Linked DNA regions of Homo sapiens: regions 2, 3 and 4 are each linked to region 1. The links are chromatin contacts, found by Hi-C or POLR2A ChIA-PET in ENCODE. All regions are on one chromosome and are shown on one strand. Each heading gives the region's core, a stretch centred on a gene start or an enhancer-like site at or near the end of the contact. The rest is flanking DNA. Distances are from core to core; before and after follow the strand shown.

Region 1 (5,689 bases), core at 1,133-3,632:
TTTGAAATGATATTCAGTTTTTGTTACTGCTTTCCTCAGGCCTTTTCTGTCTTTAGCACCAACCTCTTCTGCTCAGCCCATTGAACACTCATTCTGGGCCCAGGGGTCTAGGCTCATGCCTGTAATCCCAGCACTTTTGGAGGCCGGGGTGGGCAGATTGCTTGAGTCCAGGAGTTCGAGACCAGCCAGGGCGACATGGCAAAACCTTGTCTCTACAAAAAAACCCCAAAAACTAGCTGGGTGTGCTGGCACACACCTATCATCCCAGCTACTAGGGAGGTGGAGGCAGAAGGATCACTTGAGCCAGGGAGTTGGAGGCTGGAGTGCGCCGAGATTGCACCACTGTGCTCCAGCCTGGGCAACAGAGTGAGACTCTAACTCAAAAAAAAAAAAAAAAAAGAAACACTCATTCTGTTTCACAGAATGGTTTATAGAATGGTGTGTTGCCTGATTCTGTAATCACAAAAGTCAGTTAAGAGCTTTAAAGTAAATGTTATTCTGTCTTTTGGTAATAGCAATTACCACCATCCAAGGTACTACTGTAAATAATTATTGTTTATTCCCTCCTCCACCTCCTCAGCACAGGTACTTTGTGTTTTTTTGTTTTGTTTTGTTTTTTGAGGAGGAGTTTCACTCGTTGCCCAAGCTGGAGTGCAATGGCGCAATCTCAGCTCACTGCAACCTCCGCTTCCCGGGCTCAAGTGATTCTCCTGCCTCAGCCTCCCAAGTTGCTGGGATTGCAGGCATGTGCCACCATGCCTGGCTAATTTTGTATTTTTAGTAGAGACAGGGTTTCTCCATGTTGGTCAGGCTGGTCTTGAACTCCCGACCTCAGGTGATCTGCCCGCCTCGGCTTCCCAAAGTGCTAGGATTACAGGCGTGAGCCACTGCGCCTGGCCTTACTTTTGTTTTATACTCTGTTGTACCCTCAGCGTAGCACACATTAGGCACTTAGGAAGAATCTGAGAAACGAATCAGTTAATCCCTACTTTACCAATAATGAATAAAGACTGAGAAACTCGGGCCGGGCGCAGTAGCTCACACCTATAATCCTAGCACTTTGGGAAGCCAAGGTGGGCGGATCACTTGAGGTCAGGATTCAAAACCAGCCTGGCCAACATGGTGAAACCCTGTCTCGACTAAAAATACAAAAAAAAAAATATGAGCTGGGCGTGGTGGCGGGTGCCTGTAATTCCAGCTACTTGGGTGGCTGAGGTGGGAGAATCGCTTGAACCTAGGAGGCGGAGGTTGCAGTAAGCCGAGATCGCACGACTGAACTCCAGTGTGGGCGACAGAGTGAGAGTCTCAAAAAAAAAAAAAAAAAAAAAAAAAATAGACTGAAAAATTACGCAACCTGTCCAAGAACACTACAGCGACAATTAGCAAAGCTGGGATTTTAACCCAGGTCTATCTCACAGCCACAGCATAGTATTTTCTTTTTTTTCTTGCTGTGACTGCACGTTACGCCATACATGGCATTCAGGACGCAGAGGAATTAGTATTTACTGTTTTTAACATTCCTTACATGGGAATCACGTAAAGAATCAGGTAAACAGGATTCAATTTGTGACTCAACCATTAATACTTTGTGACACTGGCTAATTTATTTCACTTCTGGATGTCGGTTATGTTTTTTTTGAGACAGGATCTCGCTCTGCTGTCACCCGGCCTGGAGTTCAGTGGAGGGATCTCTGCACCGTCAACTTCCTGGGCTATCAAGCGATCCTCCCACCTCAGCCTCCCTGGTAGTTGGGACCACAGGTGCCCGCCATCATGTCCGGCTGATTTGTAAAATTTCTTTTGTAGAGATGGTGACCTTGCTCTGTGGCCCAGGCTGGTCTCGAACTCCTGGACTCAAGCGATCCTCCTGCCTGGGCCTCCTAAAGATTCAGCTGCTTTTGGATCAACCGATCGCCTTAAGACCTTTTAACTCGAACACCTGTCACATCCTAGGATCCGCGAAGGACTGAAACAGAGTTTCTGAAGCGTCCCTCGGCGCAGTAGCTCCGCTCCACCTCCCATTCGCGCTACCACCGCGGCCGCAGCCCCAGGAGTCGCCGCGGAGCCAGCGTCGCCCTCCAGCTGTTGCGCGTCGGAAGCCGGAAGCAGGGACTGAGCGACAGACTAGGAAACGCCGGTTTCTCCGGGGCTCCCCAGCGCCCCACCTTTACCCCGGAGGCCGCCCTCTTCCATTTGCTCTTGGGCGTCAGGGCGGTACCCCACTCCGCTCGACCCTTTGGATCCACTCGCACTTCCTCCCGTCCAGAGTCAAAGGCCCCGGAAGTGACGTTTACGCGCCGCGCGTAACGTGCGTTCGCTGGCGGTGCCGGGGGCGGGGCGAGCAGGAGGGTGGGTGTGAGGCGGGAGCTGGCCGCGGAGCCCAGACCTACCCGGGCGAAGCGGGCGAGCGGTGGTTTGGACGCCGGCGGAGACGCGGGCGAGGTACGGAGCGGACGGACTGGGGCTGAGAGCTGCTCGGCTCTCAGCTACAGGAGCGGGGCGGCGGGGCGTCTCGGGCTGGGGGTGGCAGGGCGGTCGGTCCGTGCCATCCGCGCGGCTGGGGCAGTTGCGCGTCGGTGCCTCCCGCTGTCCTTCGTCCCACATTCCGTCTCCGTCAGCGCCGCCTTCCCCGTTCCAGGCCGCCCTCGGCTCCCTTAATCCTCAGAGTGCGGCCTCTCCGTCCCAGACGCTAGTTGCCGGGATCTCCAGCGCCAGCCGAGCCCCGACGGCCTGACGCGGAGCATTTCCTGGCCGCCTCCCTCTCCGGCGGCTCCCCTCGCCCCGGCTCCCACCTTCCGTCCAGGCCGCTGGCTCCGAAGCAGCGTCTGTGGTCGCACGGGGCCCCTCCCACAACCTCCCCGGAAAGCGCTGGTATGGGACGCTCGGACCCAGACCACAGCCCCCGGCCGCGGCAGGGGCGCGGGGACTTGATCCCACGTCACCCTAGGGGGCAGAAGTGTCCCGGAGTTGGGAGGGGATTTGAAGCCTGTGGTCCTGACTTCCACCCCGTGGCTGAGGGCGAGGCTGCGGGGCCGGGGTTAGGAGCAGAAGTCCCTGCTTCCGAACCGTCTGGGAGGAGAGCCGAGGGATGCCCATCACGGCAGTTTAGGGAGAGAGAGGGAGGGACTCTGCCGCTTTGGAGGCTAGGTCATAGGCAGCTGGCGGTGTCTCAGCGCGGGTGACCAATCCTTGCGGTTGGGAAATGTGTCGTGGGCGCCCGTGGGCTCGTTTTGCCTTTGAGATTAGGTAGGAAATTTTCCCAGGACGAGTTTACCGGAGCACCTTGGGAGTTGGTTTTTGGCCTGGAGAGCTGCTTTCCCCCCTCTAAACCTAGAACTGCTTTGTTTTTATTTATTATTTTTTTCGACATGGGATCTCACAGTGTTGCCCAGGCAGGTGTGAAACTCCTGGCCTTAAGTGATCCTCCCGCCTCGGCCTCCCAGAGTGTTGGGATTATAGGCGTGAGCCATTGCGCGGCTTTAACTGCTGTTAAAGAGTGTGTTCCGGCCGGGTGCGGTGGCTCACGTCTGTAATCCCAGCATTTGGAAGGCCAAGGCAGGCGGATCATGACGTCAGGAGCTTGAGACCATCCTCCCTAACACGGTGAAACCCCGTCTCTACTACAAATAAAAAAAAAAAAGAAAAAGAAAATTTGCCGGGCATCGTGGCGGGCACCTGTAGTCCCAGCTACTCTGGAGGCTGAGGCAGGAGAATGGCATGAACCCGGGAGGCGGAGGTTGCAGTGAGCCGAAATCGTGCCACTGCACTCCAGCCTGGGCGACAGAGCTAGACTCTATCTCAAAAAAAAAACTAAGAGTCTGTTCCTTAAAATTGTTGTACCAAGAAACTTGCCAGAGATGCAAGAAAATGTGATTATATTGTTAATATTTAATGATAAATAACATTTTGCTTTTAAGAGTCACTGATTCATATCCGCAGGATTAAGAAATGTTCAGGATTTGAATTTTTAATGACCTTCCAAGCAGTCATGTTTCTGCTCTCTAGAAGTTAGCCAGTTGAGGAGAAGGGACAGTCAAGATACTTTCAAAACAGTGTGGTAAGGAATGTGAGCTAAGATGGAGCACCGAGGAAGGAGCCGGGCATTTAGGCCATGCTGTTGGGTGTGGAGCCTGGAAGGGATCAGGGAATACTTTCTGCATGTGTCTTGAAGAATGACTAACATTCAGACTAACAGGGTGGAGTGAGGGAGAGGGGGGAATCAAAGGAGAGGAGGCCAGTAACTACAAGGAGGTGCCTATTAATTTATTTATTGAGAGAGAGGGTCTCACTTTGTCACCCAGGCTGGAGTACAGTGACACGATCACGAGTCACTGAAGTCTCAACTGCCTGTGCTGAAGTGATCCTCCCACCTCAGCCTCCCGAGTAGCTAAGACTGCAGATGCGTGCCACCACACCCAGCTGATTTTTAAATATTTTGTAAAGATGTTGTCTTGCTGTGTTGCCCTGGCTGATCTCAAACTCCTGCACTCAAGCAATCTTCCTGCCTCAAGCGTCCCAAGTGCTGAAATTACAGGCATCAGCTACCGAGCCTGGAGGGTCGTTACTAAAGTGAAAAAGTGCAGGACAGAGATGTAGGAGCTCAGGCTTCCTCTGATGGTGACAGAACCAGGGGAAGTTTTTTAGCTGGGTCCTTGTGTGGTTAAAATGGGTCTCTCTGGCCAGGCGCGGTGGCTCACGCCTGTAATCCCAGCACTTTGGGAGGCCGAGGCGGGCGGATCACGAGGTCAGGAGTTTGAGACCAGCCTGAGCAACATGGTGAAACCCCATCTCTACTAAAAACACTAAAATTAGCTTGGTGTGATGGCGCCTGCCGTAATGCTAGCTACTCAGGAGGCTGAGGTAGGAGAATTGCTTGAACCTAGCAATTCTAGGAGGTTGTGGTGAGCCAAGATTGTACCAATGCACTCCAGCCTGGGCGACAGAGCGAGACCTCGTCTCAAAAAAAAGAAAAAAATTTAAAAAAAAAAAAAAGGCTCTCTCTCTCTCCCTGTCTCCCAGGCTGGAATGCAGTGGCAGGAACACAGCTCACTGTAGCCTCCACCACCCATGCTTAAGCTATCCTCTTGTCTCAGCCTCCCAAGTAACTGGGACCACAGGCCTGCCACCTACTAATTTAGCTTGCCTGGCTAAATTTTTTTTTCTTTTTTTGATACGGAATCTGGCTCTGTCGCCCAGGCTGGAGTGCAGTGGCGCGATCTCGGCTCACTGCAAGCTCCCCCTCCTGGGTTCACGCCATTCTCCTGCCTCAGCCTCCTGAATAGCTGGGACTACAGATGCCCGCCACCATGCCTGGCTAATTTTTTCTATTTTTAGTAGAGATGTGGTTTCACTGTGTCAGCCAGGATGGTCTCAATCTCCTGACCTCGTGATCCGCCCTCCTCGGCATTCCAAAGTGCTGGGATTACAGGTGTGAGCCACCACACTTGGGCTAAATTTTTTTGTAGAGATGGAATCCTTGTATGTTTCCCAGGGTGCTCTCCAACCCCTGGCCTCAAGTGATTCTCTAGCCTCGGCCTCCCAAAGTGTTGGGATTACAAACATGAGCCACTGCACCCGGCCCTAAAATGGAATTTTATGTAACTCTTACACACAGGCTGCTATGTAGCTGATAAGGATAAATGTTTTCAGTGTAGTGCTTGATTATTTGCTTTTTTCTTTTCTTTTCTTT
Region 2 (5,515 bases), core at 720-3,219, 970 kb before region 1:
CATTTTCCATTACACTGGGCATAGCACTGAGAAATATAAGCAAATGCCAGTCACTCAACAGAACCCTCTTCTACATGCGGAAAGGGATTGGGAGAAGGGACATCATAGTAGAGAGTCCCTTAAATTCCCCTTATAGGCCAGGTGTGGTGGCTCACACCTGCAACGTGAGCTTCCTTTAGGAACCCGAGGCAGGATTGCTTGAGCTCAGGAGTCTAAGACCAGCCTGGCAACATAGGGAGACCCTATCTCTGCTAAAATAAATAAGTATATAAATATACATATTATATATATAAATGTATATATAACAATCCATCTTACCCTGACAATCTGCCTGCTAAAACTTACTAAACCATACCAAACTATATGAATTTATTTTTATTATTATTATTATTTTTTGAGACAGGGTCTGGCTCGTCACCCAGGCTGAAGTTCAGTGGTATGATCTCAGCTCAATACAGCCTCTGCCTCCCGGGCTCAAACCATCCTCCCATCTCAGCCTCCTGAGTAGCTCGGACTACAGGTGTGCACTATAATGCCCAGGTTATTTTGTGCTTTTGATAGAGACAGGGTTTTGCCCTGTTGCCCAGGCTGGTCTCGAACTCCTGGGCTCAAGCAATCCTTCTGCCTTGGCCTCCCAAAGTGCTGGGATTATAGGTGTGACCCACTATGCCTGGCCTTGAAAATCCATTTTATTTCATTTTTTATAATTTATTTATTTTTTTGAGACGGAGTCTCACTGTCACCCAGGCTGAAGTGCAGTGGCACAGTCTTGGCTCATTGCAAACTATGCCTCCCGGGTTCACGCCATTCTCCTGCCTCAGCCTTCCCAGTAGCTGGGACTACAGGCGCGCGCCATCACGCCTGGGTAATTTTTTTTTTTTTTTTGTATTTTCAGTAGAGACGGGGTTTCACCGTGTTAGCCAGGATGGTCTCGATCTCCTGACCTCGTGAACCGCCCGCCTCGGCCTCCCAAAGTGCTGGGATTACAGGCGTGAGCCACCATGCCCAGCCGAAAATCCATTTTATTTATTTATTTACTTATTTAGGTGTGACCCACCATGCCTCGCCTTGAAAATCTTATTTATTTATTTAGAGACAGAGTTTTGCTCTTGTTGCCCAGGCTGGAGTGCAATGGCGCGGTCTCGGCTCACTGCAACCTCCACCTCCCGGGTTCAAGCAATTCTCTGCCTCAGCCTCCCGAGTAGCTGGGATTACAGGCGCCCGCCACCACCCCTAGCTAATTTTTGTATTTTTAGTAGAGACGGGGTTTCACCATGCTGGCCAGGCTGGTCTTCAACTCCTGACCTGGTGATCCACCCACTCGGCCTCCTAAAGTGCTGGGATTACAGGTGTGAGCCACCGCACCCGGCCAGTCCCTTATATAAATTTTTAAAAAGATGTTTTCTTCGTTTCCTAGCCCCTTCTACCCACCTACAAAGTTCCAAAGGCTTTAATACTATTGCAACGGCAGTCAGAGGTCAAGCTGGGGGGGTGCGGTGCAGCTCCCTAACGCGGGGCAGCCTCAAAGGGGGCCGACCCTGCCCAGCACGAATGGCACCGGGCGGTGGGGGACGCTCTCGAGGTCCCCGGAACATGGCTGGGGGAAGTGTTGGGGGGTGCACATACCCAGGCTCAGCTGAGGCGAGTGCGCGGCCAGGGCTGCAGCTGGCGCTGGCTGGTACTTGCTCAGGCCATTGAGGAGCTTCTGGGCGACCCTGCGCTCGTGCCTACCAGGCGCCAGCCAGTAGGTGCGCAGCGCCTGCTCCAGCAGCGTCAAGCCTTTGCTGCGCGGACCCCGCAGGCCGGGAAGTCACGCAGGTGGTAGTAGTCCAGGTGGTCGTAAACTCCTCCTCATAGCTTATGGGTGGCGGCGGCTGGGCTGAAGACTGCGGACAGGACATCCCGCCCGGCCGCCTGTGGTCACCCTCCCGCGCAGGCGCGCTCCTGGAAGACCCAGCACCTGGAGTTCCGATTGGCTCTGCGTGAGGGGCGGGCCTTTGCGACATCTTGGGGGCGCCTTCGGTGACGTCACAGGGGCGGGCCTTCTGCCACGTCACAAGGGCTGTACAGTTCCTGGAGCTGGGCAGTCTTCTCAGAGTGGAGCCTGGTAACCGCGACCTCCCCGCCAGTTCCTGTGTGTTGCTGGCTGGAAAGGGGTAGTTGACAAACTCCCACCCAGCACAGTATTTATGTCGGTCAAAAATGGAAAACTATGTGTCCGGGCACGGCCCAGGAAGGAGGATTCCTTCAGGCCAAGAGCAGCCTAGCAATATGGCGCAACCCCACCTCTGTAGTCCAACCTCAGCCTCCCAGCTACTTGAACCCCAAGATTCAAGGCTCCAATGAGCTGTGATCTCACCACAGCACTCCTGCCTGCGAGACTGAGGTAAACCCTGTATAAAAAAATAAAAAAGAAAACTATCCAAGTGTACAACCGGGAGGGACTGCTTAAAGAACACATGAGGCTCCCTGGGCCGTGCTATCCCGGCACTTTGGGAGGCCGAGGCAGGAGGATGGCTTGGGTTCAGGAGTTCGAGATGCGCCTGGACAACATGACGCAACCCCGTCTCTACGAAAGATACAAAGATTAGCCAGGCGCGGTGCACGCTTGGCCTAATTTTTGTATCTTCCGTAGAGATGGGGGGGGTCTTGCTATGTTGCCCGGGCCGGTCTCGAACTCCTGGGTTCAAGCGATCTTCTCACCTTGGCCTTTAGAGTTGTTGGGATTACAGGCGTGAGCCACCGTACCCTCCTGGGCTAGGCTATTTAATAACATAAGAAAGTGCGGTGGCTCACGCCTGTAATCCCAACACTTTGGGAGGCCGAGGCGGGTGGATCACCTGAGGTCAGGAGTTTGAGACCATCCTTGCCAATATGGTGAAACCCAGTCTCTACAAAAAAATACAAAAATTAGGCTGGGCGCGGTGGCTCACACCTGTAATCTCAGCACTTTGGGAAGCTGAGGCGGGCCGATCACCTGAGGTTGGGAGTTCAAGACCAGCCTGACCAACATGGAGAAACCCCATCTCTACTAAAAATACAAAATTAGCCGGGCGTGGTGGTGCATGCCTGTAGTCCCAGCTACTCAGGAGGCTAAGACAGGAGAGTCTCTTGAACCCAGGAGGCGGAGGTTGCAGTGAGCCGAGAAGCATCACTGCACCCCAGTCTGGGCGACAGAGCAAGACTCCAGAGCTTGAGACCAGCCTGGGCCATGTAGTGAAACCCTGTTTATAAAAAACAAACAAAAAAAGCCAGGTGTACCTGTGTCCACCTGTGGCCCCACTACTTAAGAGTCTGAGGCAGGAGGATAACTTGAGGCCAGGAGCTGAAGGCTGCAGTGAGCTATGGTCATCCCACTGCTCTCCATCCTGAGCAATAGAATGAAACCTTGTCTCTAGATAGCTAGCTAGCTAGGTAATTGATACGTAGTTTTCTATCGGAAATCTTTTTCCTAGACTTGAACATGTTTTTCTAAAGTAGCATTCAACACATCAGCATTTTACAGTGTTATTAGTTGTTAATATGATTATGTTTTTCTGAAATACAGTATTCTTTACCAAAACAGTGTTGTCTTTCAAAGCACATACATAGGTCCTCCAGTGAATTTGTCTGATGTTGGCGACCTTCGCTTTCTGGTGACTGAGTCAACAGTATCTGTTTCATAAATAATGTAGCCCTATTTTTTTTGAGACAGGGTCTTGCTCTGTTACCTGGGCTGGAGTGCAGTGGCATGATCTCTGCTCACCATAACTACCGCCTCCTGGGTTCAAGCGATTCTCCTGCCTCAGCTTCCTGAATAACTGGGATTACAGGCGCCACCATATCTGGCTAATATCTTTTTGTTTTTGTTTTTGAGACGGAGTTCGCTCTTGTTGCCCAGGCTAGAGTGCAATGTCGCCATCTCGGCTTACTGCAACCTCCACCTCCCGGGTTCAAGCGATTCTCCTGCCTCAGCCTCCCTAGTAGCTGGGATTACAGGCATGTGCCACCACGCCTGGCTAACTTTGTATTTTTAGTAGAGACAGGGTTTCTCCATGTTGGTCAGGCTGGTCTTGAACTCCCTACCTCAGGTGATCCGGCCACCTCAGCTTCCCAAAGTGACAGGTGTGAGCCACCGCGCCCAGCCTAATTTTTGTATTTTTAGTAGAGATGGGGTTTCACCATGTTGGCCAGGATGGTCTTGAATTCCTGACCTCAAGTGATCTGCCTGCCTTGGCCTCCTAAAGTGTTGGAATTACAGGCATAAGCCAACATGCCCGGCCAACCCTATTTCTTTAAGCATATACATTTTGCACTTGTTAAAAGTATTTGAACATAAAATTATCCAGCTTCCCTTGTTTATGTATGTTTGAATTTTGTATAAGCTTAAATATTTTTTCCAATCTAAGCTTTATTATATTCCCTTTCTTCTATATTTGTATAACTTTAGGTGGCTGTCTTTGTTGAAAGTTTTTTCTGAAAAGCCTTAAAACAATATAGTTATTGGCAGCAATTTCAGAGTTATTTGAGGGCAAGGGGAGATTTATAATGATGATTCAAATGAAGCAAACTAAAAAGTAATGAAGCAAGACAGAGGATAAAGCAGTATTCACTTGAGCACATCCCAAAAGAATAAAATTTCAAATGTAACTAGAAAAATGTATGCTGAAGATCATAGTACAGGAATAATTATTAATATTCAAAATAGCTTTAAAGCCGCTCACCTTTTGAATGTTGGGAATTTACCAGGAGGTGGCTGTAACCTAGAATTGTTCCTTCAGTAATGACCATTTTCTTTTTCAACATGATGATGATTCTCCACCTTCTAAGAGACCAAAGACCAACAAACTACCACAGCCACCAGTTCCGGAACCTGCCAATGATGGGCAACGGAAAGTGAGGGAGTTCAACTCTGGTAAGTTCTCAGTGAAATCCACAACCTTTTCCCTCATCTTCTGGACTCTCAATGTGGCTGATGAAAGTTACAACATGCTCATCTGCAGGGGGAAATGCTTTAGCATGTATTACTATGTTATAATCTCACCTTTGTAAAGCCAGGAGCTTTTTGAAAGTCCCATTATAGACATTGTTTAAACATGGTTTGAATTTACCAAAGCATAGGACATTGTTTCATCTCATATTAATTAGTTGGCTCAAAATTAGTCCTAATGACTTAGGAATTCAATGGTTTCTCTTAGCTTTAAAACCTTCTTTATTTCAGAACTATTTCACCTGTTGGTTTTCGTTTTTGCTGTGTGTCACTGCCTGCCAGCTGCTATTGTGTTAACTCCCAGTGGATCATGTGTCCTGTGAAGGGACTGAATGAGATATTAATGGCAAATTATGTTGATGATTCATATTTTGAATATAAATAGATCATTAAGCTTGTATACATTTTGAAAATAGTATGTTAATATTCTGTTGTGTCATAGTCACAATGATTGGCTACATATTGAATTTATATGTACATTAAGTTGTTGTATGCTTATGTTCTTTAACATTCTAACTTGCAACTGTATATCTGTTAAGTCTTTTT
Region 3 (5,551 bases), core at 173-2,672, 760 kb before region 1:
ACACTGGCACCCAGCCCCCTCCTCTTTCCCTCCTGTACTGAATGCTGCAAAGTCAGAATAAGAGGATGTAGACCAGGCAAAAGCCGCCCAGACCTCACCCAGTTCCACTTCTCTGCAGATCACATCCAAGTCAGGAGGGGAACAGGGGTGGCGTCCTGGGCCTGATGTCATGTCCTGTCCTCTATGTGAACCTTGAAAACCAAGGGACTTCCTGCCTCGGCAGAGCTGACCTCAGGACATCTAAACTGTCACCTTCTCCCGATCCCCGGGCCCAGCTCTGTGCAGTGCATGCCGCTGTGGCCAGAGTGTGTGGGTGGCTCATGCCAGTAATCAGCGCTTTGGGAGGTCAACGTGGGAGGATGGCTTGAGGCCAGGAGTTCGAGACCACCCTGGGTAAATAGTGACACCCTGTATCTTTTTTTTTTTTTTAAGTTTTTTTGCCTTTTTTTTTTTTTTGGAGACGTAGTCTCACTATGTCGCCCAAGTTGGAGTGCAGTGGCATCCTGATCTCAGCTCACTGCAACCTCTACTCCCGGGTTCAAGCAATTCTCCTGACTCAGCCTCCCAAGTAGCTGGGATTACAGGCATGAACCACCACACTTGGCTAATTTTTATATTTTTAGTAGAGATGAGGTTTCACCCTGTTATGTTGGCCAGCCTGGTCTCAAACTCCTGGCCTCAGGCGATTCGCCCGCCTCCACCTCCCAAAGTGCTGGGATTACAGGTGTGAGCCACCGAGCCCAGATAATTTTTTTTTTTTCAATTAGCCAGGCGTGTTGGCACCCCCTAAATTGCAAGGCTGGGGCGGGAGAATCGCTTGAGCTCAGAAGTTAGGCTGGCGCCACTCCGCCCCAGCCTGGGAAACAGGTGCAAACCCAGTCTCAAAAAAATTTTTAAAAATTAAAAATAAATATTGAAAGGAAGGATACTGCACAGACTCAGCCTTTACCTCGGGAAAGGGCTCGGCAAGAGCCTTTTCTCCTCCTGCCTAATCCGCCCCGGCCCTCCAGGGTGCTCCTGTTCCCCCGTCCCCCAAGCCGGCGCCCCCAAGCCCGTTGACCTTTAACCTCCTGCGGGCCCCAGCTCGGAGACGCCCAGGGGAAGAAGTCTGCGGGGGGCCCGGGCTCCCCTACTCCCACCGCCGGGCTTTCGGGCGCCTCCCGGCCCTGCCCCGAGATCGCACCTCCCACAGCGGCCGCCGGTACCACTGCTCCTCGAAGCCCCGGCGTCGGTTGTCAGAGAAGTCGGCGCGGAAGCTCCAGAGGCCGTCCAGCTCCTTGCACTCCCGCGACGGGCTCTCCTGGGGGTACAGCATCCCGCCCTGCAGCCCCAGCGCGCAGCCCCACAACAACGGCCCGAGCGCCGCCCAGGCAACCGCCGACCCCCGGGCCATGCTTCCCGGTCCCCCGCTCGGCCACCGTCTGCGGCGCTAAGAAAAGCGCGGGAGGTGCCCGTAGGGCGGGTCGCGTGACGCGCCGGTGTCGTGATGCGCCTGAAGCCATCCGCGCCATCTTGGTTGAGGACGAGTGCCAGGCCTGGAGGGGCGGGGCCGGGCGCTGCCCGGTAGGGCTTGTGGCTGGAACCCCAGGCTAGGCCTTTGGGGAAACGGGACCCTCACCCTCAGCCCCAGCCGATAAGGGCGAGGTCTGCTCCCCACCCCGACCCAGGCTGGACGATCCAGGGCCGCAGGCCAGAACAGAACCCCTGAGATCGGTGGGATCCCCCTGTTTCTTCAAGGAGCACCTCCACTTGCTTTTCCCAGCAGGAATTCAAGGAGGCCCCAGCGGCGCCTCTTCCATGCCTGTCTGATGCAGCCTCTTGCAGGGATGCACGTCCTTGGGATGCGGCCATAGCCTTGACCCTGGGCTTCTGGAGCCCTGACCTTAACCCAGGGGCCAAGAGCTCCCTCTTGGTGTTGCAGGCACATAAAGATGCAGGGAGAGAGGCCAGGTGCACTTTGGGAACCCGAGGGGGGCAGATCACTTGAGGCCAGGAGTTCGAGACCAGCCTGGCCAACGATAGTGAAACCCCGTCCCTATTTTGTAAACATACAAAAAAAAAAAAAAGAATTAGCGGGGCGTGATGGTGCGTGCCTGTAATCCCAGCTACTCAGGAAGCTGAGGTAGGAGAATCGCTTGAACCCGGGAGGCAAAGGCTGCAGTAAGCCGAGATCGCACCACTGCACTCCAGCCTGGGCAACAGAGCGAGACTCTGTCTCAAAAAAAAAAAAAAAATTGCAGGGAAAGGGTGCCCTGCGGGACCCCAGTTTACTCCAGTAGGGAAGGCACCGTGTGGGAGAGGTAGAGGAGGAGATCTGGAGACAGCAAAGGAGACATAGATTTATGGAGGGGACTTTCATACAGGGACGGTGCAGTGGCCATTGCTGGACATGAGAACCACTACCATTTGTAAAAAGCATGCAGCTTACATAACATTTTCAACTAGCATCCTCGACCTGTTACTGGTGGAGTTCCGGGTGGTGAATCCCTACACATCAGCAACAACCTCAATTCTTGCCTCCTCAGAAGAAAGAATTGCACTGAGGGGCATAAGGCAGAAAGCCAGAGGGAGGTAAGCTGCAGAGCAGTAGTAAAAGCTTGTTAAAAAGCAGGCCAGTGCTGAGCGTAGTGGCTCACACCTGTAATCCCAGCACTTTGGGAGGCGGAGGTGGGGGGATCACGAGGTCAGGGGTTTGAGACCAGCCTGGCCAATATGATGAAACCCCATCTCTACTAAAAAATTAGCTGGGCATGGTGGCATGCGCCCGTAGTCCCAGCTACTCGGGAGGCTGAGGCAGGAGAATCGATTGAACGCGGGAGGCAGAGGTTGCAGTCAGCCGAGATCGCACCACAGCACTACAGCCTGGCGAGAGAGCAAGACTCAGTCTAAAAAAAAAAGCAGGCCAGGCACAGAGGTTCAGGCCTGTAACTCCAAACTCCAGCACTTTGGGAGGCCAAGGCGGGAGGATCACTTGATATCAGGAGTTTGAGACCAACCTGGCCAACGTGGAGAAACCCCATCTCTACTAAAAATACAAAAATTAGCCAGGCGTGGTGGCAGGCACCTGTAATCCCTACTATTTGGGAGGCTGAGGCAGGAGAAATGCTTTAACCCAGGAGGCAGAGGTTGCAGTGAGCTGAGATCACGCCACCGCACTCCAGCCTGGGCTACAGAGTGAGATGCCATTTCAGGAAAAAAAAAAATATTAAAAAACTTTAGAACAGGAAGGAAAGAAGGAAAGTACAACTTGGAAGAGGGCCAAGTGGGTGATCTAAGAAACCAAGTGCCTTGGCCAGGTGCGGTGGCTCACGCCTGTCATCCCAGCACTTTGGGAGGCTGAAGCAGGCAGATCACCTGAGGTTGGGAGTTCGAGACCAGCCTGACCAATATGGAGAAACCGCATCTCCATATTTAGCTGGGCATGGTGGCACATGTCTGTAATCCCAGCTACTCGGGAAGGCTGAGGTGAGAGAATCGCCTGAACCAGAGATTGCAGTGAGCCGAGATCACGCCATTGTACTCCAGCCTGGGCAACAAGAGTGAAACTCCTACAAAAAAAAAGAAAAAGGAAAACAAGTGCCCAGCTTGACCTCTTGACTCAGGGTTTCATAGATTGGCATCCTTCCAGGATCTTGCCACTCCTGATTCCTTAGCTGGGGCTCTGAACATACATTCTTAGACCATAAAGTCATTCGCAGGGTGCACAACAGTTACGGATGTCAGGTGCCTCTGCCATACAGAGGGAGCCCTCATGTCCTAGGAAGCTGGCCTGGACACAATTGTTTGTATGATTACTCCCCCACCCCCTTTTTTCATGCTCACCAAATCCACCTTCTGAAAATGGACCTCAATACTGGAAATGGAGTCCCCAGCATAGTGAAAATAAGTACATTCTGGGAACTGACAAGGCCTAAAGGCTCTCTCCCAAATGTTTACATTGTTTTTTTATTTTCATATTTTCTTTTTTTAAATTTTACTTTTATATTTCATTAGTGAAATCTTGACATGCTTAAATTAGAATACAGTTCACTGTTTATGAGGCAGCTTTAGGCCAAATTTAACAAAAGTAAGAAAAAGTAGGATGCAGACGTTTATACAGTATGTAAAAATCAGTAATTCAGGCCAGGGGCAGTGGCTCACGCCTATAATCCCAGCACTTTGGGAGGCTGAGGCGGGCAGATCACCTGAGGTCAGGAGTTCAAGACCAGTCTGGCCAACAAGGTAAAACACCATCTCTACTAAAAATACAAAATTTAGCCAGGCATGGTGGCAGGTGCCTGTAATCCCAGCTACTAGAGAAGTTGAAGCAGGAGAATCACTTGAACCCGGGAGGTGGAGGTCACAGTGAGCCAAGATCACACCACTGCACTCCAGCCTGGGGGAACAGAGCAAGACTCTGTCTCAAAAAATTAAAAAAAGAAAAGAAAAGAAAAAAGAGTGAGAATCACTAATTGCCACGAGAATGGCACCATGCCATTCATGAGGGACCTGCCCCTATGACCTAAACACCTCCCACAAGGCCCCACTTCCAACATTGAGAATCAAATTTCTTTTTCTTTTTCTTTTTCTTTTTTTTTTTTTGAGACAGAGTTTCGCTCTTGTTGCCCCAACTGGAGTGCAATGGTGCCATCTTGGCTCATCACAACCTTCGCGTCCCAGTTTCAAGCAATTCTCCTGCCTCAGCCTCCCGAGTAGCTGGGATTACAGGCATGCATGCCCGGCTAATTTTGTATTTTTAGTAGAAATGGGGTTTGTTCATGTTGAGGCTGGTCTCAAACTCCTGACCTCAGGTGATTCGCCTGCCTTGGCCTCCCAAAGTGCTGGGATTACAGGCGTGAGCCACTGGGCCCAGTGGGGAATCAAATTTCAACACAACACTTGGTGGGGCCAAACAAACCATAACCAAACCACAGGATAGGTACTATTATTACTACCATTTCTCAAATGTGGAAACTGAGACACATGAAGGTTCAGTAACTTTTCTAACACCACAGAGCTAGTAAGATGCAGAACTGGGAATCTGACCTAATCAATCTGTTTCCAAGTGTTTATGCTGTCACTCTGAATCACTCTGCCATACCACCTGGCAAAGGCTTTTTTTTCTTGAGAAAGTGTCTTGCACCCAGGCTGCATCACAGTTTACTGTAGCCTCGACCACCTGGGCTCAGGTGATCCTCCTGCCTTAGCCTCCCAAGTAGCTGGGACTACAGACACATGCCATCACACCCAGCTAATTTTTAAAAAAATTTTTATTTATGTATTTTTTTTTTGAGACGGAGTCTCACTCTGTCGCCCAGGCTGGAGTACATTGGAACAATCTCAGCTCACTGCAACCTCCGCCTCCCAGGTTCAAGCGATTCTCCTTCCTCAGCTTCCTGAATAGCTGGAATTACAGGTGCATCACCATGCCTGGCTAATTTTTGTATTTTTAGTAGAGACGGGGTTTCACTATGTTGGCCAGGCTGGTCTTGAACTCCTGACCTCAGGTGATCTGCCTGCCTCGGCCTCCCAAAGTGCTGGGATTACAGGTGTAAGCCTTCATGCCTGACCC
Region 4 (5,472 bases), core at 2,082-4,581, 870 kb before region 1:
TGGGCTCAAGTAATCCTTCTGCCTTGGCCTCCTGAATAGTTAGGGCTACAGTGTGTGCCACCACGCCTGGCTAATGTTGTATTTTTATTTTTTGTAGAGATGGGGTCTTGCTATGTTGCCCAGGCTGGTTGATAACTCCTGGCCTCAAGCGATTCTCCCACATTGGCCTCCCAAAGCATTGGGATTACAAGCGTGAGCCACTGTGCTCTGCCTCAAAACACTCTTTTAAAAGCTTTTGTTTTTTTTTTTCTGTAGTGGTGAAATAATTAACCTCTGTGGTGAGGACTTCCTTTTTATTTGGGAAAAGATATTTGCTGTGGGCCTATTGTTTCTGCAAAAATACTAGTAGCTAACATTTTTTGAGTGTCCATTCATTCATTCATTCATTCAAAATATATATATGGGGGCCAGACATGGTGGCTCACACCTGTAATCCCAAGGCCAAAGCGGGTGGATCACCTGAGGTCAGGAGTTCGAGACCAGCCTGACCAATATGGTGAAACCCCATCTCTACTAAGTACAGAAAAAAAAAAAAAAAAAAGCCAGGCGTGGTGGTGCATGCCTGTAATCCCAGCTACTTGGGAGGCTGAGGCAGGAGAATCACTTGAACATGGGAGGTGGAGGTTGCAGTGAGTCGAGATTGCATCATTGCCCTCCAGCCTGGGCAACAAGAGCAAAACTCTGTCTCAAATTTAAAAATAAAAATAAAAATAAGTGAGGGCTTATGAGGCATCAAAGGTCATTTATAGAATGTTGTTAGCAATTTAATTCATGATAGCTAAAAATGGGCCAGATGTCCATCCGTAGTAGAATGGACACGTAAAATTGTGGATATCTAATATAATGGACTATTATACAGTAATGAAAAATAACAATCACTATTCACAATAGCATGGGTAAACCTCCCAGACCTATTGATGAAAGAAGCCAGATGATCAAGAGATCTCATCAACTGAGTAAAGGAATCTATAAGAAGGGAAGTTGCAGGAGTCTACTTAGATTTATTAAAATCATTAGGGATGTAGAGTGAGGTTTTTGTTTTTTGTTTTTGTTTCTTAATCAGTGTGTCATTCTGTCATCCAGGCTGGAGTGCAGTGGGGCAACGTTGGCTCATTGCAGCCTCAATCCACACCCCTGCCCCAAGCCCTCTGGGCTCAGTCAGTCCTCCCAAGTAGCTGGAACAACAGGCATGCACCACACCTTGCTAATTTTGTATATATTTTTGCAGAGACCAGGGCTCCCTATGTTGCTCAGGCTGGTCTTGAACTGCTGGCCTCAAGCAATCCTCCTGCCTCAGCCTCTCAAAGTGTTGTGAGCCACCCCACCTGGGCAGAGCAAGGATGTTTTTGAGGACTGTGGTAGATAGCTTCCTCATATTCATGTCCTGTGTAATCCTCTCCCTCTGAGCATGGGCTGGACCTAGGGACTATTTTCTTTTTCTTTCTTTCTTTCTTTTTTTTCTTCTTTTTTTGAGATGGAGTTTTTCCTTGTAAGCCAGGCTGGAGTGCAATGGTGTGAGCTTGGCTCACTGCAACCTCCACCTCCCAGGTTCAAGTGATTCTCATGCCTCAGCTTCCCAAGTAGCTGGGTTTACAGGCATGTGCCACCGCATCCGGCTAATTTTTGTATTTTTAGTAGAGACGGGGTTTCACCATGTTGGTCAGCTGGTCTCGAACTCCTGACCTCAGGTGCTCTACCCACCTCGGCCTCCCAAAATTCTGGGATTACAGGTGTGAGCCACCATGACTGGCTGGACCTAGAGACTATTTTCTAAGTAGCAATAGACTTCGTAAAAGTGATGGGATGTCACTTCTGGGATTAGGTTTCAAAAAAGGACTGTGATCTCACTCTCATTTTCTTTTTCTGTCTCTTCCTCTTTCTCCTCCCTCTCCCTGGGGTAAGCCTGCCGCTTCTTACCAAGAGGTGCAAGTGGACAGGAAATGATGTCTCCAGCCAACAGCCAGAGAGGACCTCAGGCCTGCCAGCAGCAGTGGAAGTGAGTTTGAAAGAGGATTCTGAAGCCTTGAGAGAGCTGCAGCCCTGGCTGACAGCTTGATTGTATCCTCATGAGAGCCTGAGCCAGAGGACACAGCTAACCTCACCCAGATTCCTAGCCCGTGGAAACTGTGAGGGAAAAAAAAGTTTATTGTTTATTAACTGCTAAATTTGGGGTGATTTTTACCCAACAATAGATAACGAATACAAGGATATTGCTTATTATTCAAAATCACTATATAAAGCCCCTGAAAAATTGAAAGCTGCAACCAGGGAAACACTGAAAATCTCCAAGAACCCTGTGTTTCTTCTTAAAGACAGTGAGAAAAAGCACATACATCTGTTTTCCTTTTAGTTTTGGCCACCAGGAAGCTCAGAGCCAAATTTATGATGCAATTTTAATAACTATGTAAGCCCCTATGGCCTGCTTATCTGTGTTCTTATTCCTGGCCTTTCATTTTATTCTGACTTTTCTTTTTCTTCGTCCTGATTGTATTAGCTCATCTTTATTTTTCTATATTATATGAGTTATGGTAAGCAACTTCAAATTCAGCTTACGGAAAAGCAAGGCATTCGTAAATCTCTCTTTTTTTTTTTGAGACTCTTACTCTATCGCCCAGGCTGGAGTGCAGTGGCACGATCTTGGCTCACTGCAACCTCCACCTCCCGGGTTCCGGCAATTCTCATGCCTCAGTCTCCCGAGTAGCTGGGATTACAGGCGCCCACCACGACACCGGGCTAATTTGTTTTTGTTTGTTTTTTGTATTTTTAGTAGAGACGCGGTTACGCCATGTAGGCCAGGCTGGTCTCGAACTCCTGACCTCAAGTGATCCACCTGCCTCGGCCTCCCAAAGTGTTGGGATTACGGGTGTAAGCCACTGTACCCGGTCCATAAATCATTTTTTAAAAATAGTTTTTAAATTTAAAACATAGTTTTGCACATTAAAAAAAAAGTTTTGCACAGGTCTAACCGAAGGTGGTGGTGGGAAGATCAGGTCATAGGTGTGGGTCTCTGGAGCTCCAAGCATTGGCCAGGGTTGATTTGGATTGGGTCAGAAATATACAACGAAAAAGGGAAAAAGGATGGCAATTGATTGCCATCCCCAGAGGGAGGGGCCGAGGGTTCGCCCAGTCACCCACAGTGGCATCCTTGCAATGTGCTAGTTAGACCGCTCCTTTAAGTCCCTCCCGCACTGGCCCGCTCGGCCCCGCCCCTCTCTGGCTCCGCCCCTCCCCACCCCTGCCCCGCCCATCCCCACCCCTGCCCCACCCCTTTCTCCCCCGGGCTCCACCCCTCGCGCGCGACCGGCCGCGCGGCGCAGCGCCACGCCGCCTCAGTCTCCGCCCGCCGATCCGGCCTCTTCGGCCGTTGCGCACTCCACCCCCTCCCTCCGCGCCCGCGCGCGCCTTCCCCGCCCCGTCCGCCTCACTCCTTTTGGGGCGGTTGGGCCGCGCGCCTGTGGGGGCGGGGCCCGGAGCAGGCCACCGAGCCAATGGGGCGCGGCGGCGGCGGCGGCGGTGGTGGCGGCGGCGGCGGAGGCGGCGGTGGCGGCGGTGGCGGCTGGGTCGGGCCCCGACGGGCGGCGGCGGCTGAGGTGGAGGCGGAGGGAGGCGGCGGCGGCGGCGGCGGGAAGATGGCGGCTCCCGTCCTGCTAAGAGTGTCGGTGCCGCGGTGGGAGCGGGTGGCCCGGTATGCAGTGTGCGCTGCCGGAATCCTGCTCTCCATCTACGCCTACCACGTGGAGCGGGAGAAGGAGCGGGACCCCGAGCACCGGGCCCTCTGCGACCTGGGGCCCTGGGTGAAGTGCTCCGCCGCCCTTGCCTCCAGGTAGCCGGCTTGGGGGAGTGGGCCAGGAGCGGCCGAGCGGGGCGAGGGTGGAGTCTCGGGGTGGGGAGCGCGCGGCGGGAGCTCAGGCCTGGGGGCGGCGGGGACCGGGCCGCTGGGGAACTGACGGGGTCGGGTCGGGGCCAGGCGGGGGGCGGCGGCGGGGCGCTCCTGCCCGGGGGGCGGCCTGAGCCCAGGCCGCGGGGCGGAGGTGGCGGGGCCGCGAGGCAGCCGGGGAGGGATGAGGTGGCAGAGTGCAGCCGGGAGGCCGGGGCGGACGCGGAGCGGTCGGGCGGGCTGGGGCCCGGCTGTGCAGGAGCGCGAGGGGGCTGCGGAGGGTGGGTCCAGGCTGGCTTGACAGGTTTCCTGGTTCTCGGGAGGCGGGCCGGGGGTGTGGGACCTTGTCCACCGCACCCTTGAGACCAGCGGCAACCTCTTGTCCCCCCGATCGCTGCAGCCGAGGCTTTGGGGCCGGCGCGGAGACAGGGGGGTTGCCTTTCCCACTGTCTTCCTGGTGCTAGGACAGGTGTTTCCGTGGTCAGGCCTCTTTGTACTCCAGCGCTAGTGAGAATTTGCAGACTTAACTGGGACGGTGACATTTGCTGGCAAACACGAATTTGACCCTACTGTGGAAGAAGATACCCGCACTTAACATATCTGATTTCTTGGATTCCCTCTCGTATGTTTCAGTGTGCCAGGAGAAGGAAATGGTCTGAGTTTGGGTCTAGTTTAAGCTTCATTGGAGTAAAGGACAAGTATGTTATGTATATGGTGGTGTTTTAGGCATTGGAATGACTTTTAAACGTTGTTGCCTATTAGCATATTCGAGACCAGCATATTGGTCAGGCTGGTCTCGAACTCCTGACCTCAGGTAATCCACCCACCTCTGCCTTCCAAAGTGCTGGGAATCAAGCATGAGCCACCGCGCCTGGCCTGCTTAAGTGCTTAAAATTGACTTTTCTTGGCCGGGCACAGTGGCTCACGCCTGTAATCCCAGCACTTTGGGAGGCCGAGGCGGGTGGATCATGAGGTCAGGAGTTCAAGACCAGCCTGGCCAACATGGTGAAACCCCGTCTCTACCAAAAATACAAAAATTAGCTGGGTGTGGTGGCATGTGCCTATAGTCCCAGCTACTCGGGAGGCTGAGGCAGGAGAATTGCTTGAACCTGGGAGGCAGAGGTTGCAGTGAGCCAAGACCACACCATTGCACCCCAGCCTGGGCAACAGAATGAGACTCCATCTCAAATAAATAAATAAAATATAAATAAATAATTTTTAAAAATTGACTTGTCTTTAAAAAAGTGTATTTAGCATACACTCTAAATATTCTCATAGTTATATCCTGCAAGAGCTGCATGTTTGTGCATAAAACATCAAGTAGTATATTAAAAGTATGTATAAGTACATGTAAGACTAAAGGTAACTGGATCTCTTTATAGTTTTAAATGTGAATTTAATATGTTGTGACTGAAAGTGATGTTTCATTGTGTAGCTGTGGACATAAAATAGTTTAACTTAGATGCTTGCCAAAGGAGGGTAGGTAAAAATAAGATTTGCTAATAAGAAGAGTAGATAACTTATTTGCCATGTATACAGTGAAATTAAGAAATTTGTTCAATTTGATCAGCCTGTTTATAAACTACTTGCAAAAA

What was found. Hi-C counts contacts between places; a loop is a spot of excess contacts on that map. ChIA-PET counts read pairs that join two places held with the same protein, here RNA polymerase II (POLR2A). Pooled maps may share reads with other maps.
Region 2: a loop to region 1 is called in a map of naive thymus-derived CD4-positive, alpha-beta T cell, with 15 times the contacts of the local background. The contact joins the promoter of LINC03006 here to the promoter of RABGEF1 in region 1. A Hi-C loop is called at or near these places in 1 of 168 maps with a recorded cell type or tissue (naive thymus-derived CD4-positive, alpha-beta T cell) and 7 of 50 pooled maps. POLR2A ChIA-PET finds 5 or more read pairs at or near these places in 2 of 52 experiments (GM10248 and activated CD8-positive, alpha-beta memory T cell).
Region 3: a map of CD4-positive, alpha-beta T cell shows a loop between it and region 1 (6-fold over the local background). The contact joins the promoter of GUSB here to the promoter of RABGEF1 in region 1. A Hi-C loop is called at or near these places in 1 of 168 maps with a recorded cell type or tissue (CD4-positive, alpha-beta T cell) and 10 of 50 pooled maps. POLR2A ChIA-PET finds 5 or more read pairs at or near these places in 2 of 52 experiments (GM12878 and activated T-cell).
Region 4: a map of naive thymus-derived CD4-positive, alpha-beta T cell shows a loop between it and region 1 (5-fold over the local background). The contact joins the promoter of VKORC1L1 here to the promoter of RABGEF1 in region 1. A Hi-C loop is called at or near these places in 1 of 168 maps with a recorded cell type or tissue (naive thymus-derived CD4-positive, alpha-beta T cell), 3 of 37 single-sample maps with no recorded cell type and 12 of 50 pooled maps. POLR2A ChIA-PET finds 5 or more read pairs at or near these places in 3 of 52 experiments (AG04450, CD8-positive, alpha-beta memory T cell and H1).

Annotation. Positions count from the first base shown.
Region 1 is chr7:66,738,351-66,744,039 of GRCh38, forward strand. It overlaps RABGEF1 (RAB guanine nucleotide exchange factor 1), which reads left to right and starts at 2,383. Exons shown (of 9, transcript NM_014504.3): 1 at 2,383-2,442. RefSeq lists enhancers at 1,997-2,046, 2,060-2,726 and silencers at 2,177-2,446, 2,467-2,606.
Region 2 is chr7:65,768,841-65,774,355 of GRCh38, forward strand. LINC03006 (long intergenic non-protein coding RNA 3006) reads right to left here and starts at 1,970. Exons shown (of 8, transcript NR_038378.4): 1 at 1,627-1,970. It also overlaps the pseudogene GTF2IP5. RefSeq lists enhancers at 379-1,002, 1,003-1,625, 1,872-2,121.
Region 3 is chr7:65,980,791-65,986,341 of GRCh38, forward strand. It overlaps GUSB (glucuronidase beta), which reads right to left and starts at 1,423. Exons shown (of 12, transcript NM_000181.4): 1 at 1,184-1,423. The coding sequence starts at 1,393. RefSeq lists enhancers at 1-12, 1,469-1,598.
Region 4 is chr7:65,869,743-65,875,214 of GRCh38, forward strand. It overlaps VKORC1L1 (vitamin K epoxide reductase complex subunit 1L1), which reads left to right and starts at 3,332. Exons shown (of 3, transcript NM_173517.6): 1 at 3,332-3,823. The coding sequence starts at 3,630. RefSeq lists silencers at 3,024-3,083, 3,104-3,603, 3,317-3,496, 4,044-4,113 and enhancers at 3,179-3,730, 4,282-4,833.